Linked DNA regions of Homo sapiens: regions 1 and 2 are each linked to region 3. The links are chromatin contacts, found by Hi-C or POLR2A ChIA-PET in ENCODE. All regions are on one chromosome and are shown on one strand. The core of a region is the stretch at or near the end of the contact, and the rest is flanking DNA. Distances in the headings are between cores, read along the strand shown. Region 1 overlaps LINC03099 (long intergenic non-protein coding RNA 3099). Region 2 has its middle 73 kb from the start of BCOR. Region 3 has its middle 180 kb from the start of LINC01281.

Region 1 (3,176 bases), core at 118-2,617, 1.1 Mb after region 3:
CCCGGCAGGCGGAGGTTGCAGGGATTGCGCCACTGTACTCCAGCCTGGGCAACAGAGCGAGACTCCGTCCCCGCCCCCCCCAAAAAAATTTAGCTGGGCGTGGTGGCGTGCACCTCTAATCTCAGCTACTTGGGAGGCTGAGGCAGGAGAATCGCTTAAACTCGGGAAGCGGAAGTTGCAGTGAGCAGAGATGGTGCCACTGCACTCCAGCCTGGGTGACAAAGCAAGACTCTGTCTCAAAAAAAAAAAAAAAAAAGCACGTTGTTTAATTCCTGACTCCTCCCCCAGTTAATCTCCACTTGATATTTACAAAACCTTCCCTTCCCCTCCCATGAAGAACAGGCTGACAAAGGATCTTGCTTTCTGTGGTGAAGAATGTTCTCATGGCCATGGCATTGGCCGCCTGAGTTAAGAGTTTCGAGAGAAAACAACTGAGAGGATGTAAATTGTACAGGGACAGGTTGCTTGGGGAGAAGTTCAAAAGACAAGGCTGGGCTTGGAGGACTGGGCCACCCGTGCAGAAGGGCGCTGGGTGCCGTGAAAGGAGAGGAACAGAACTGGAGAAAGGGTGTGAAAGTAAAGGGGGGATCTTGGAAAGCCCCCCCCACCCTGTTCAGTGGACAGAATGCTTCTCTCCCCTCATAGATCCAACTCCCTCATCTTCCCATCTCACCCTCTTGCTGTCATTCGATTTTCTGCCACAAAATGGGGACCCTCTGTGGAGTGAGGAACCAGGCAGGTGGCCCAGGGGGCCGCCAAGCTGGGTGGAAGCTGGTCTGGGGTTGGCTGCCAGAACAATCCAGGCTCCACTCCAGCCCATCAGGGGGCTTGAGGCTGGGTGGGTGAGATAAACTGTTTCAGTGGTTTTCAGGAGCCCTAATCAATTGCGAGGCAGAGCAAAGCCCTCTGCGGACAGATAAAGCCAGTCCTGCGTCGGTGCCCAGTTGGAGTTTGTGTGGTTTGAACTTTTGTGTGGTTTGGACAAGTTCGCCGGGTTTTGCTGGGGCGGTTTATTCTGTTTCCAAACTGCAGTAGAGGGAGGCAAACGGCCCTTGGACCCTACAAGCCACTCCTGAAATACGATAGGTGGCCTGTCCTCTCTCCCGCATGGTCCCAAAGGCTCAGGGAAGAGAGGCAGGGCAGGTGCGGGCCATACCCCGCCCTCCTGGTTCCCGCCGGTGGCTCCGGGTGTAGACATTTCTAGAAACGCTCCCCTGCCCAAGGCTGGCTAGACCTTCGCGTTGGGGAGCTGAGCTGCTGCAGGTTTGATTGTCTTCCCCTGCTTCCAAACTAGAAAGACGAATGCCCACTTTCGGATTCCATCTTCTGCCGCGGACGCATCCGGGACGCGCAGCCGCCCGGCGCAGAGGAAGCCCGGGACGCTGGGGACACCGCCTGGAGCCTCCGCGCATAGCACCGGGGCGTTTTTTCCTTCCAGCTGGAGGCTTCCCATTTAACCTCTAAGGTGCCAGAAGATCCGGATCCCTCGCGGGCAGGCCTTTGGCTGGCTCCGGGCTAGGCTGGGACCCCAGATCCCAGTGCCGCTGGCGAGCACTCGGCGTGCAGATGTCTGGGGGGCTGTGCGCGGGAGAGGAAGTCTGCCCAACGAGGTGGACGGACACTGGGCCCGCGGGGACCCATCTGACAACGCCCGGTCCCCAGGGAAGCCTGTGCGAGCCTGCGGGGGACCAGGGCAAAATAGAATCAGGAACATGTGTTGTTTGGGAGGGAAGCTGGGGCGCATGGCATGTCTCAATAGTGCTGGCACCCTCCAGGGACCTTCCTGCTTCCACAGAAGGTGGGGACGGGGAGGCGAGCATGGAGAGAGAGAAAGGGAAGTGGGAAGAAATTGGTCACGGAGGAAGCTATTTTTATGCTTTGCTACAGCTGCGTGCGTTTCTCTGACCAACTAGGCAGCGAAAATTAGACCGGCTCCGGCTGAAAACAGGCCCTAAACTTCACGGGGGTTGGGGGTAGTGGGACACGCGCAGGAAAGGGAAGGAGAGGGGGAAATCCCCATGGATCTGGCAAACCCCAGTGTCCCGGAAGCTGTCAATGCGCAGAGAACAAGCTCCCCTGCCCTCCCCGACTCCAGATGCCTCAACCTTCACCTTGGATGTCAGAGGCATCCTTTCCCCTCTGTGTGACATCTTGGGCATGACACAGCCAAGACTGAGGGTTAGTTCATCAGTGTCTTCTGCTTTTAGGCCTCAGAGGACTTATCCTTTTTGGCAGGGGACCAGACCTCCTGGGTGGCCTCCATCACCACTAAGTCACTTGGGCACCTGGAGAAATGGCAAAGGTCCCAAACAGGAAACCAAGATTGGGAAGTGAGGGCCCTAGAATTAGAATCTTTTGGGGTCTATGATTGTCTAGGTCAGCAGTTCCCAAAGTGTGGTCTGAGGATCCCTGTGGTTCCCTGAGCCCTTTTCAGACTGTCCTTTTCTAACTGCAAAGCTCCATTAGGCTGGATTTTCTTCAACCAAAACAATGTATCACAACGCATTGGATGCCCAAGCCCCTATGAGGAAGCAGCTGTTTTCAATTAAGCCAGATATTAAAGAGGTTTGCAAAAATGTAAAAACGATGCCACTTTTCTCCCTAAACTTTTTTGTTTGTTTTGGAAAATACGGTTATTTTTTAATAAAATTGTGCTATCGATGTTACCATGTATTTTATCCATTGCTGTGTAACAAGTTACCCCCAAAACTTAGTGGCTGAAAACAACAGACATTTATTATCTCACACAGTTTCTGTGGGTCAGGAATCTGGGAGCAGCTTAGCTGGGTGGTTCTGGCTCAGGGTCTCTTAGGAGACTAATCAGGGTGTGTTCCAGGGGTAGGAGCATCTCAAAGCTCAGCCGGGGAAAGATCCACCTCCAGACTCACTCATGTGGCTGCTGGCAGGCCTGGGTTTCTTGCCACGAGGCCCTCTCCACAGGGCTGCCTCGTGACAAGGCAGCTGGCTCCTCCTAGAGAGAGAAAAGAGGGCACCCAAGACAGAAGGCACAGTCTTTTTGTAATCCAATTTTGGAAGCCACATCCCTATAGGACAATAGATCTATTAGGAGTGAGTCTGTAAGTCCAGCTAGCGTTCAAGGGGAGGGAATTACTCAAGGGTGTGGGTGACAGAAGGTGGGAATTACTGGGCACCATCTTAGAGGCTGCCCACCACAC
Region 2 (3,265 bases), core at 265-2,764, 1.0 Mb after region 3:
GGAGGTAAACAGGCTTTCTGCACCGCTGCTAAATGAATCACGAGGGGGAAGAACCGAGACTGCTGGGCGAGGGAGGCCTCGGGATCTGGGCCGGGAGCCAGGGCGGGGACGGCGCTGCACGGGGGGCAATGAGGTGGAGACGGGACCAGGGTTAACCCTGGTCCAAGGCCCCAAGGCCAGGGAAGGGAGAGTAAGGCCGGTGGGCGGTCCAGCCGGAGGCCCCTACTCGCTATCTGCGAGGCAGGGTGAACGCGCAGCCTGGGCCTCCATCCCCAGCGCGCCTGGGCACCACCTGGGGCCGGTCACGCTGCCTGAGCCCATCTGCGAGGAAGGAGGTCACGAGGCACCCCCTCCCACAGAGTTTTAACAACTCCAGGCCTTCAAGACGCAGTAGCAGGCCTGGGTCTTCTGATGTTCATTTAAAGCAAAATGATCGCCTTTCTTCACTGTCCCCACCCCAGACGCCAACAACACCTTGCACCTAGCAGACCAAGCCTGAGTCAAGACGTCCTTCGGTCCTGGGGCTGGGGGAATGGCTACCAACGGGCATCTCTTCTGCAGACTAACAGAAGGGGATATAGCCAGGAAGCTACTATAAATTTATATTCTTCTTCCGGTTTTGTTTTGGTTTTGGTTTTTTTTTTTTTGAGACGGAGTTTCGCTCTTTTGCCCAGGCTGGAGTGAAGTGGCACGATCTCGGCTCACTGCAACCTCTGCCTACCGGGTTCAAGCAATTCTGCCTCAGCCTCCCCAGTAGCTGGGATTACAGGCGCCCGCCACCTTGCCCGGCTAATTTTTTGTATTTTTACTAGAGACGGGGTTTCGCCATGTTGGCCAGGCTGGTCTCGAACTCCTGACCTCACGTGATCCACCCATCTCGCCTCCCAAAGTGCTAGGATTACAAGCGTGAGCCACCGCGCCCAGCCTTCTTAAAATGTGATTTGACCCAATTTAAAGCCTCCCTTTCTTCCCCATTAACCTCCAGTTTTTGACAGATTTTCTTAGAACATTCCAAAGATTCTCTCATTACTTCAGAAACTTATCTCGAAATGATGTAAAAGGAGGTTCAAAATATTAGGTTGCTTTTGGGTTCCCTTTATCTCGAACATTGTTGCGTAGATTTGAGAAAGGGCTGATTTCTACTTTGTTTTCTAATCAGCAAGTCACTGGTTTTTCTACCTAAGAGAGACTGAACATTAACCACAGTGAAGCAGAAGGGTTGAGCCGCATTTACAAAGTGCCTTCACATTTTGGTCCTCAGAAACCCATCCGAGGGGGACAGAGTAGGTGTTACTGTTCTGATTTTACACATGAAGAGACTGGCCACTCGCCCCCACAAATTTCTGGAAGCTAGTCTTCCTCACTGAACTGGAGCCAGAAGCCATGTGAAGCCAGCCTGCTCCTGCCTACACCCTCCTTCCTCCAGGTCAATGTCATTTAGAATATATTGCATCCTTTTCTTGGATCTGTCTGCTAGGACCCGGGCCACCCTCCTGCTGGAGGCAACCCCGACAGCCCATATTTTAAGCAGCTCTTTTCACAGCCTGCAAACCTCACGGATTGTCTCTTACAACTGTCTGTTTACTCACTTCCCTCCACCCAGTCAATTCCGACTCCAGGCCCGGGAGGACAATTTTAAAGTGTTTCTGCAGACAGACCCTCTGGCCGCGCCGGAAGTGTTTTATGGACCTGTGAGCCGAGTTAATCCCAGGAGGCGCGGCTGGATTAGTCCCGGGTATGGGTGGGGGATTCATGTGTTTAGGTTTAATCCCCATGGGGGGGGGGCGTAAGGAGAATGGGGGTCGGGTGGCTTCAGCAATGTGTGCCCCCTCCCCATTAAACTCCGAGATTTGCGCTAGAGCGGATGGAAACCGAGGCACGCAGCCCTCGACCCCGGCCAGGCGTGGAGTAGGGGAGCAGGGGGTGCCCCGCGTGGGCGCACCCTAAGAAACCAGTGCGGACATGGCGAGCGAGACCAGAGCGCAGTTGTGTGTGGTTTTTCCCCAGGTTTTTATTCTTCCAGCCCTGTGGAAAGGAGGAGAGCCGCAACCCGGAGAGGGAGCCGGAAAGAAACACTTAATCACCGGCGTCTCGCTGCTCGTCACGCGAAGATGGCAGCGGCTCCCCTGGGTTTCAAGGTTCCGGGAAAGGCGTGTGTTCTGCCTTAAGGCGCGCGGGCTGATGCGCTCTCTCCCTCGGCTCGGCGGCCGGCTCCGGCTCACAGAGCCTCTCTCAACGCCGGCAAGTGCAGCCGGGCCGCCCAGCCCCCAGGCCAGCCTGGCCCCCTCTGGGCCTGGGGTTGGCGAGGGCAGCTGGGCGTCTGCGCTGCCCAGCCCAGCCGCGGATCCATGGGGTTTCGCGAGCTGAAAGTAAAGGCTTGAGGGAGTGGGGACACCCACACCGACCCGCGGCACGCAGGGGAGTCAAGCTGCGGCCAATGCAAGACGAGCAGGGTAGACTACTACTAGCGGTGGCCGGAGGCTCAGCCACCTTCGCGGGAGAGGGGATTTACCGCCACCCTCATCCACGCGCAGGCCCCACCGCCCGGTCCTCTCCTCTGATCCCCGGGCCATTGCGAAACACGGAGCGAACAGGTCCTCGCCAGCAGCCGTCATTTCCCGGGAAGATGGGAACCCACAAGCCTGACTGTGCTTCCTAAGGATACTAGCGTGCGCGCAGACCTTGGGGGGAAAGAGGGCAGCGCGGTCTCCCCGACCCGGACTCTTCCCTGGCGCAGCACACAACCGCCACGGGCTTCCGAAGCGCCCGAGCGGGGAGGAGGAAGGAAAAGCGGAGGCCCGGGAGGCGGGCTGCGCGCTTGGAAGCCGTGTGTGTTTATGTGTCTGCGCGCGCGCCCTGGCCGGACGGGTGTTGAGGGGAGAGTGATCGTGAGCAACCCGGAACCAGCAGTCCCAACCTGGACTGACGAACTGGGCTCTCCAGTCCTGGGCCGTGGGGCTCCATGCCTCGGGCTGGCGGGACAAGCGGCGGGGAGCCCGGAGCTTCGGAGCCGCCGCCGGGCATCTAGCCAGCTCCGCGGGAGAAGCCCGGGGGCGCGTCGGGAGCCAGGGGACTGGTGTGAACTAGCCGCCCCCGCAGGCGGACGTTTAGCTCCGGCACCCGGGAGCACTGACACTGGGCGATAAGGAGTTCCTCGGCAATCGGCTGTCCCCAGTCCCCAGTCACCTCCGGCGGACGTGACCGCCGGATGCTATGCAGCTAGGTGGGCCAGGGGGGCCTTTGCATTGCCTTCCCTGACCCCTTC
Region 3 (3,168 bases), core at 200-2,699:
TTTTTCCTTTCTTCCTTTCTCCCTTTTTTCTCTCTCCTTTCCTTCCCCTCCTTCCTTCCCTCCTTCCCTTGCACCTACCCTCCCTCCATCTGCTCGTCCTTCCTTCCTTCCTCCCTCCCTCCTTCCCTCCCTCCCTCCCTTCCTTCCTTCCTCCTTTTCAAACTGTGTACTTATTTACTTTTTCATTATGTTTTATCAGATATCTCTCTGTGTTTGCAGTGGGAGCATGGTCCTTGTTAGCTCAGTCCACCAAGTTATTGAAACATCACATATCTCTCCCACTCCAGCCTTCCACCCCTATTCTTGTTGATTCAGTCATACTGCCTTCATCCTCACTTTAAGGAAACCTGAATCATGAGGGTTATAGGTGCAATATCAGTGATGAGTTTGGAGAAGAGGGATTCTGTGGCCTGGGACTGCCTTAGGATAGATTCTGATCCAGAGATGGCGAGTCTGGTCCTGCCTCTCTCCTGAGAGGCACTGCACACATCAGCTGAATCCTTTCTGTTATGAGAAACTCTAATTAATGCATGTGCTGATTTGTTCTTCCCTGCTGAGGATGTTGGATTAATGATTACTGGGTGCCACATATGTTATCTCTTATGTATCTTTAATAAAAATAACAATGGCTACAAGTTACAGTAGCTTTACTGTGTTCAGCAGCCCTGTGCTGTCTTCCATATTCATTCTTTCATTTATCCCTCCCCCACCCTACGAAGTCACTATTGAGCATTATTTGCTTCACTGTACAGAGGAAGGAACTGATGCTCAAAGAATTTCAGTAAATTTCTCAAGGTCACGCTGCTAGAAAGAGGTAAGGTGGGTTGCACACCAAGGCTTGTTTGATTTCATAGCACTTAACCACTTGCCATCGTGCTGTTAGGTTTTAATGTTAAGGGGAAGTGAGAAATTTAATAATAGAACTTGGGCAAGGTAGCAATAAAAATGAGGTAGTGCTGTTGCATCACTCTTACAACTACCCTTCTTGCAATCCCCTTGCCTTTACATTTCAGAGGTGCTTGGAATGCTGATGGAGTTGAATCAGCAAGAGGGCCTGACTGAGAAGGCAGAGGATTTCTGACTCCACAGTTGGCCTTGCCAAGTTGGAGGTGCCCTTCCTGCCTCAACATCCACCAACTAACTACCAGAGAGCTTTGGGGTGTGATGTAGAGGGGAAGAAGGGGAAAGGTGTGGTGTGGAGAGGGGATGGAGTGGGATGAGGTGGAAACCCTGGCTGGTCTTGAGGGCTAGAAACCAACGAGCTCTGTGACCTTGGGGATGTTCCTTAACCTCTCTGGGCTTACTCCTGCTTTGTACCACAGCGAGTTTAAGCTATGTTTGCTGCTAGTTCAGGCAGTCCATGATGACATGATTTTTAGGAGGAGAAAACAGAGACAGATGTGCTGGAAGACACAGGCTCAGAAAGTTTCCGAGCCAGCCAGTCCCACATGAATGCCTACCACTCCAACGTTGTGTCAGTTCCCCTTTGGCTTTCTGACACTGCCTCGTGTCACCATATGGTTCCTGTTAACTGTTAGTGATCAACAGTCAGCTGCATCTAGAGCTTAGCTCCAACATGGGGGGGAGGAGTTTTGGTTCAGGAGTCAGACTGCCTGGGCTCATGTTCTCACGTCGTTGCTTACTTTCTGTGCGTTAGTTTCCTCATCTGTGAAAAAGGGAGAAATAATGGTGCTTTTCTCATGGGGTTCTCTGAGGACTGAAGGATATATTCATGTAAAATGATCTACCTGCTTCATTTGGTGCCAGGTACATGGGCCTACTCCTTCAATGTTAGTAATTACTAGCAGCAATTCAATCAGCAAACATTTGCAAGTCGTCTTCTAAAGCAAACCCCACAGGTAAGTGCTGTAAGGGACACAGAGAGGCATAGCCATGCCCCTTGATCCAGAGCTACATGTTGTGATCACCAGATACAAATGCTGAGGCAGAGTTCTGGGTATGAGATGTCTGTGGGGGATCAACACCTGTGAAAAGAAGGGGGAGAAATAAAAACTCTGCAAAGAAGGACCTGGAACTGTGTGTGATGCAGACCCAACGAAGCCTCCGCCAGTCAGGCAAACTCTGGAACAAAGACTGTCCTCAGAGGGTACAACACCAGACCAAAATGGCCAGGTTTCTACAGCCCTGCCTTGCTCACTAAACCAGACATGGGCCACCCCAGAAAGGACATGACAAGGCCAGTCTCAGCGTTTAGGCAGACTCTGAAGGGGCTGACAACTGGAAGCTGTCTGCAGAGCTGGACATCAAGTCCTTCCTTGAAGGGGGATCTAGGCAACACAATTGAATGCCCACCACACTCAAGGAGTTTATAAATAGTCAAAGGAATAGGCAGAGGACTAAAACAGATCACAGACTGTCCCTGGAAAAGTTTCCAGAGCTTGGCTGAGCTGAGAGGTTATTTGCCCAGGGCTGCCAAAGACAAACTTGTGACAGGGAGAACACAGGTTCTTGTAGAGAATGGGTGGGAAAGCATTAGATCTGTGCCCATGCTACACCAGAGATGGCAGATTGAAGGTCTACCTAGAGAAGTTAAGCCCAGGGTTAGAAACCTGGGAGATGGGGGCCTGGAAGAAGAAAAAGCCAGGACACACATTTTATACATGATTTTATGAATTTGGGTTAATTGAGTGGCAGGCATGAAACTTCCAAAACATGAGCACGTGTCCTGCCCAAGGTGAAGGCCGTGGGTGGGTGCCTGCTGCATGGCACAGTGGAGAACCTGAAGTCCTAAGGGCTGGACAGAAGCCTGATTAAAGACCCAACTAAACAGGTGTTAGGGGGGAGGAACCAAAAACACTATATGGCTCTTGTAAAATGCGAGTAAGTAAAAGTGAATCTAGATTCTCAAACCAGAGGAAAATTAATAAAAATGGCTCCATACCCTCTCTGATTCCCAATGTGTCTCATTCAGTGTGTCTCACTCGTGTCTCCTCAATGTGTTTGTCTAGCACAGTTCTTCATCTATTGTCTTTGCACCACGGTCTTGACCACCATGATGATCTCAACATATTAAAAAGGCTTACTTTGAGGGAATGTGCTGAGTGTAGGTGGTGGCTTCCCATTTTGGCCCTCAAAAATTTGGAGATGCAGCCTGGAGGCATGTTGGGGAGAGCCTGGAATGCCCAGACAAAAAGGATACACTTACTT

What was found. A loop is a pair of places that touch in the nucleus more often than their neighbours do. ChIA-PET counts read pairs that join two places held with the same protein, here RNA polymerase II (POLR2A). Pooled maps may share reads with other maps.
Region 1: a loop to region 3 is called in a pooled map, with 3 times the contacts of the local background. The contact joins two enhancer-like sites. A Hi-C loop is called at or near these places in 1 of 37 single-sample maps with no recorded cell type and 2 of 50 pooled maps. POLR2A ChIA-PET finds 5 or more read pairs at or near these places in 1 of 52 experiments (OCI-LY7).
Region 2: a map of OCI-LY7 shows a loop between it and region 3 (8-fold over the local background). The contact joins two enhancer-like sites. A Hi-C loop is called at or near these places in 2 of 168 maps with a recorded cell type or tissue (OCI-LY7 and chondrocyte) and 1 of 50 pooled maps.

The regions. Positions count from the first base shown.
Region 1 is chrX:40,265,809-40,268,984 of GRCh38, forward strand. The region is part of intron 1 of LINC03099 (long intergenic non-protein coding RNA 3099); the gene reads left to right. Among named protein-coding and RNA genes, the nearest start is that of LINC03099, 4.5 kb to the left of the region's middle. RefSeq lists enhancers at 2,023-2,122, 2,153-2,202. Within about 2 kb of position 1,368, at least 26 of the 41 ENCODE cell types and tissues checked have a DNase peak (open chromatin) inside an H3K27ac peak, as active enhancers do.
Region 2 is chrX:40,169,722-40,172,986 of GRCh38, forward strand. It overlaps a transcript of BCOR not described here. Among named protein-coding and RNA genes, the nearest start is that of BCOR, 73 kb to the left of the region's middle. RefSeq lists enhancers at 1-90, 91-781, 364-563 and silencers at 2,289-2,348, 2,369-2,448. Within about 2 kb of position 1,515, at least 31 of the 41 ENCODE cell types and tissues checked have a DNase peak (open chromatin) inside an H3K27ac peak, as active enhancers do; they include OCI-LY7, where a contact is called at or near this core.
Region 3 is chrX:39,143,647-39,146,814 of GRCh38, forward strand. No RefSeq gene overlaps it. Among named protein-coding and RNA genes, the nearest start is that of LINC01281, 180 kb to the right of the region's middle. Within about 2 kb of position 1,450, at least 4 of the 41 ENCODE cell types and tissues checked have a DNase peak (open chromatin) inside an H3K27ac peak, as active enhancers do; they include OCI-LY7, where a contact is called at or near this core.